Linked DNA regions of Mus musculus: region 1 is linked to region 2. Evidence: chromatin loops called from intact Hi-C (ENCODE). Cell type or tissue: gastrocnemius. All regions are shown on one strand.

The links. A loop is a pair of places that touch in the nucleus more often than their neighbours do. Peaks named below come from ENCODE experiments on the same cell type or tissue, not always from the same donor. Only the 100,000 strongest peaks of a DNase experiment are listed, where the experiment ranks them.
Region 1: it touches region 2 in a loop (13-fold over the local background); 13 of 42 quality-filtered maps call a loop at or near these places.

The regions. Positions count from the first base shown.
Region 1 is chr2:105,467,618-105,470,117 of GRCm38, forward strand. No RefSeq gene overlaps it. Among named protein-coding and RNA genes, the nearest start is that of 4930527A07Rik, 7.6 kb to the right of the region's middle. In gastrocnemius, a CTCF peak has its summit at 1,544 (motif pointing right); a DNase peak (open chromatin) is centred at 1,534.
Region 2 is chr2:106,081,080-106,083,579 of GRCm38, forward strand. Dcdc5 (doublecortin domain containing 5) reads left to right here. Exons shown (of 24, transcript NM_177844.2): 1 at 1-161. Among named protein-coding and RNA genes, the nearest start is that of Dcdc5, 1.3 kb to the left of the region's middle. In gastrocnemius, no CTCF peak of the experiment used is centred here; DNase peaks (open chromatin) are centred at 1,106 and 2,140.

The DNA of each region.
Region 1 (2,500 bases), 610 kb before region 2:
GTGCTCCCTCGGGCACTGACGTTCATTCCAGCCACTCAGAATATTCAGGATATACAGTTGTCTCTAATTTGTTGCTATTTCAAGCAGTGAACCTCTCTTTTTAGCTAAATTTGGGCATTTTCTTTGAATAGATTTCCATAAGTAGACTTACAGAGTCTATGTGATGGGCTTCCTTCCCCGCTGTTGACTAAAATGTCAAGACCGTCACACACACTCGGGTTTTCTTCCCTGCAATCCTTTCTCACTCTCTCCCCTTTTCTCTATTTCCACGCCTTTCAAAATATTTTTAAAGGAAGCCCCGAATGATAACATGTGTAGGGGGAATGATGGTTCAATTTTTAAAGAAGCTGAAGCAAAACGGAGCTGAGCCCTCTTTTTGAACCGAGTTTCTCTGGCTGCCTGAGCTCAAATAAATATAGCCTCTGCTCTGCCTGGAGTTCCCATTCTGCAGCTTCCTGCCAGTGTGTGCATCCCTCTGCAGCTTCCTGCCAGTGTGTGCATCCCTCTGCAGCTTCCCGCCAGTGTGTGCATCCCTCTGCAGCTTCCTGCCAGTGTGTGCATCCCTCTGCAGCTTCCTGCCAGTGTGTGCATCCCTCTGCAGCTTCCTGCCAGTGTGTGCATCCCTTTGCAGCTTCCTGCCAGTGTGTGCATCCCTCTGCAGCTTCCTGCCAGTGTGTGCATCCCTCTGCAGCTTCCTGCCAGTGTGTGCATTCCTCTGCAGCTTCCTGCCAGTGTGTGCATCCCTCTGCAGCTTCCTGCCAGTGTGTGCATCCCTCTGCAGCTTCCTGCCAGTGTGTGCATTCCTCTGCAGCTTCCTGCCAGTGTGTGCATCCCTCTGCAGCTTCCTGCCAGTGTGTGCATTCCTCTGCAGCTTCCTGCCAGTGTGTGCATCCCTCTGCAACTTCCTGCCAGTGTGTGCATTCCTCTGCAGCTTCCTGCCAGTGTGTGCATCCCTCTGCAGCTTCCTGCCAGTGTGTGCATTCCTCTGGGAGAGCCCAAGGCCAGCTTTGCTTTGTTTTATGTTCCTTGGGTGATATGAACAGAAGAAGAAAATAAGCCCTGGGTATCTGTAGGAAGAACATCACTTAACCTTGATAGGTGACCATCCTCTTGGAGACAGTGGCAACTGGACTGAGTCTTTAAAGCTCCAGCACATGAATGTTGGTGACAAGAGACACAGCATCTGCAGGAGGTCATGCAAGCTGTTTCTGTGTTGGGAAACTTCGGAAAAAATGAGCTGTGTTCCTATTCTGGCTTACACATGTACAAATGTTTCTCTTCAGTGTCTCTGCTTCATAGGATTGTGACACTTTTCTTCTTGCTAAAACTAAGAACCTATATGTGGCTGTTGTAAAGACCATCTACGTAAGCATCTCTAACATTTTCCTCATTTCTAGTTTTGCTGGGCCACTTAAGTGAGAAACATGTGCCACCGTCGTTAGAAGATCTGGGAGGAACTACTGGTAGACACAGGAAGGTGGAACTCAGTGTTCTAAGCTTGTGGCCAATTTTGCTGTGTGTCCAACAGAGGGCAGCACCTTTCTCTCCTTGACTTGCTCAGGTTTGGAAAACCATCTGCAAAGACAGGATTCTCTCTGCATTCAAATACCTTTCTCATTCTCAAAGCTATTATCAGCGTACTTCTAGGAACCATGCGCCAGCAACATTCTATATTTGTATGATGGTTATAGGAGGTTTGAGCATCCTTGATAGTTTCCTTGCCAAGAGTCAAAACTGAACAGAGTGGACGGGTTTCTCAAATGTCTTTAGGTTAGCCCTTACTGATTTGAGTTTCTGTGGCTGTTTTATATTTGGTTTTGTGTGTGGTGTATGTGTTCATGTATGTTTGGATATATGTTGCGTGGGGGAACATGTGTGTGTGTGCTTGTAAGATCAGAGGTTGATGGGTGTCTTCCTCTATCACTAAGCATTGTATTCCAGGGCCTGGAGCTTAATAATTTGGCTACAGTAGCTGGTCAGTGAGACCCAGAGATTCCTGGCTCTGTGCTACTGAGATTCCTGACACATGGTGGGTTTTACTTGTTTGCTTGCTTGCTTGTTTGTTTGTTTGTTACATGGGTTATGGGAATTAAATTCAGGCCTTCATGTCTATATGGTAAGCACTTTACTGACTGAGCCATTCCCCCAGCCCTGCTGGGTTTTGTTATTGTTGTTGTTCCTTTGGTTGTTTTTCTGATTGTTTGTTTTTATTTTAAGTCTCACTACTCTAGTAGGTCAAGAATTGGTTCTTAAAAAAAAAAAAAACCCGTCTTTATAATTAATTTAATCTCATCTCAATACTTTATAGTTAAGTTTTTCTACTATCAATTTAAGAAGCCCAAGGAGTTTCAAGAATAAGAAGGATTCCAGAGTAAAGTCACCTTGTTTTGCTGGTGTTGTGAGAGGGGCCTGGTGTCAATTAGAAACAAGCCTGTACTATCTCCCCTAGAGCATGCTGATTGCAGCAAGTGAAGAGTAGGTCCAATGCCAGTCACTATTA
Region 2 (2,500 bases):
GCTTGAAAAATGCCTGCAAAATTCCATCAGTCCTTTGAGGGGACCACTTTGGGTCTCTAAGGGAGAAGGTTTCAGACCCTTGGGGGCTAAGATGCACGGGCAAGGAGTTCTTGGGGCCTTGTATCAACGGTTAAAGTCTGCAAAAATATTATTACAAGCAGGTAAGCCATCCCTTTTTAAAAAGTACTGTATTATATATATTTTTTCAGATGTATTTGGTTCTATAGACGCAATGATTGGCATTGTGTCATAAAAGAACCGTGACATGTTTTGTGAGCTCAGCGCCTCTAAGGGAGCCAAAAATGCTCTGGAATCTCAAAGGCAGCAAGAAAGGGGCTGATTGTGTCTGTCTTTTGGTATGGAGTGTCATCTGCCTCATCTTTCCTCACTGCTCACTCTGCAGAGGAAAAGCAGATCCTTACATGGTTATTCCAGAGTCAGTAACACCAACGAAGGAAATGAATTCATCTGCACTCCTCTGAAGGCTGAGACTCCTCATTTTTCCTCTGGTGTAAACTCACCTCACTATTGTAGAAATGGGTCTAAAAGCAAATCAGATTCTACAGAAATGAATCGTGAACTAACTTCTCCTCAAGAGAACTTAATTCCATTATACTTATTTAACTTGTGTATTTCAGGATCCAGAGTATAGTTGAATTAATGTATTTGACTAAATTAAATTAGATTTTACCTTTTAATCTCTGTGCATTTATTCTATAGTTGTATGTTTATTTATACACACACACATGTATGTGTGAAGGTAAAGACATATGGTTTTGTAATTAGTTTTGGGACATTTGATTGACTTAAAAAAGGATTTATATTGTAACCAGAATGTTGCAGTTTGGATAATTACAAAAAAAAAAGGTTGTACCATTAAAAAAAAAATCTTCCAACATAACACTTAAGAGAAGCCAACCTTTGTGTTAAATAAGGGTGGGGTTTACATTGTAAACTTGGAGGTTCCATTTTAGAATTTGGCTCATTATCTCAGGCCACCGGCCGCTGATAAATGAATATTTTGAAAGCGTCTCACTATTCACTGCACACAGAAAACTGGAGGGAGCTGGGCTCCAGATGACAGGCTCGGTGTTCACACAGCACCTCCTGCTGTCCACTCGGAGAACTGCAACACACGATGGGCAGAAGAAAGTTCATCAAAGCTCTTGGAACTTCCAGGGACGTCTCAGACTTTATTTTTAGGGAAAGTGTACTTAGTTTCTTTTAATGAGATATAGTGATTCAGAGAGGATTAATAACTACTATAGACAATTTGATTAAAAATCCAGACTGTTCCAATGTTCTACTAGGCCAGCATATACAAAAACCAGTATAAGAAAATTTTTGTTCTTTTAATTGTTTAATATTTAAATATTAATGTTCAATATATAATGATTTTATAAAATAAATGATGCCTTTCTGAATTAAATTTATTTGTAGTTGTGTTTCACTAAGTGAAGGGTTTTAAGTTATTTTCAATGTTAAAAAATAGCATATGGCTTTTATTGTAATTTCAAGAAAAGCACTGTTTAAATAAAATCTGGAGATAAGCACTTTCTAAGTTTTATTAAAAGTGAGGGTTGGTGAGACAGAAGACATCCGGACAATAAGGGCCAACGCCTCTTATTTCTGCCACTCTAAACAAATGCTAAACTCAGGAGTTCAGTTCACTGTGGCAAAAATGCCTTGAGGATTGCTGCTTTAATTTAAAGAGGTCATTACTCAAAATGCTGTCAAGTATAATTTATTAAATCTTAGATGTAAATATGAGCAAAACTTTACATTTTTAGTTAGTTGCAGATTGTTCGTTTAACTACTCTATAAGCATTTCAATATTATGCTAAGTTTAAGAATCCTTAAACGTCTCGTTTCTCTGCTACTTTCTCTACCTCTATGCCTTACTGCATTGTAACAATGTTAAGCTTCATCATGCTATAGGTAAGCTGAAGTACAGGGATGAAAGCAAGGAGGAATGCCATAAGTTTGCAAAAAATTCTATTTTCTTTAGTCACGCATGTTTAATTATATGCACTTGGGTCCTCTTTCCATGGCTTCGATGTTTTTAAAACTCACTGCAGTGGCACTGTTACAATGCCACCTCTGGCCATTGGCAAGCCTGGCCACATCTTTATCTTATGAGTGTCCCCCTCGGCATTAATGAGCATTCATTGAGCTGCACTACTTCACTCGGCCTTCCAGAAAGCTGGTTCTGTTTAGTTTTCTGTCTCACCCTGTTCAGGAATCACCAGACAGGTGAAACGTGGACGAGGGGCGGCTCTTGTTTTGTTAACAATTCTTAAGATTATAAAATTGTAGGACCGGATCACTTTGACATCAGTTCCGTTTAGTCTACTTTTGACATCCCATAGGAAAACCATATTGTTTTGTTGTCTGTTAAACTATAATGGGTTTAAAAATTCTAGAAGCCCAAAGGAAGGTCTCTTAAACAAATCGTTACATTGCAACTTTAAAGGAAAAGTCAGGGCTACTGGTTTTGTAT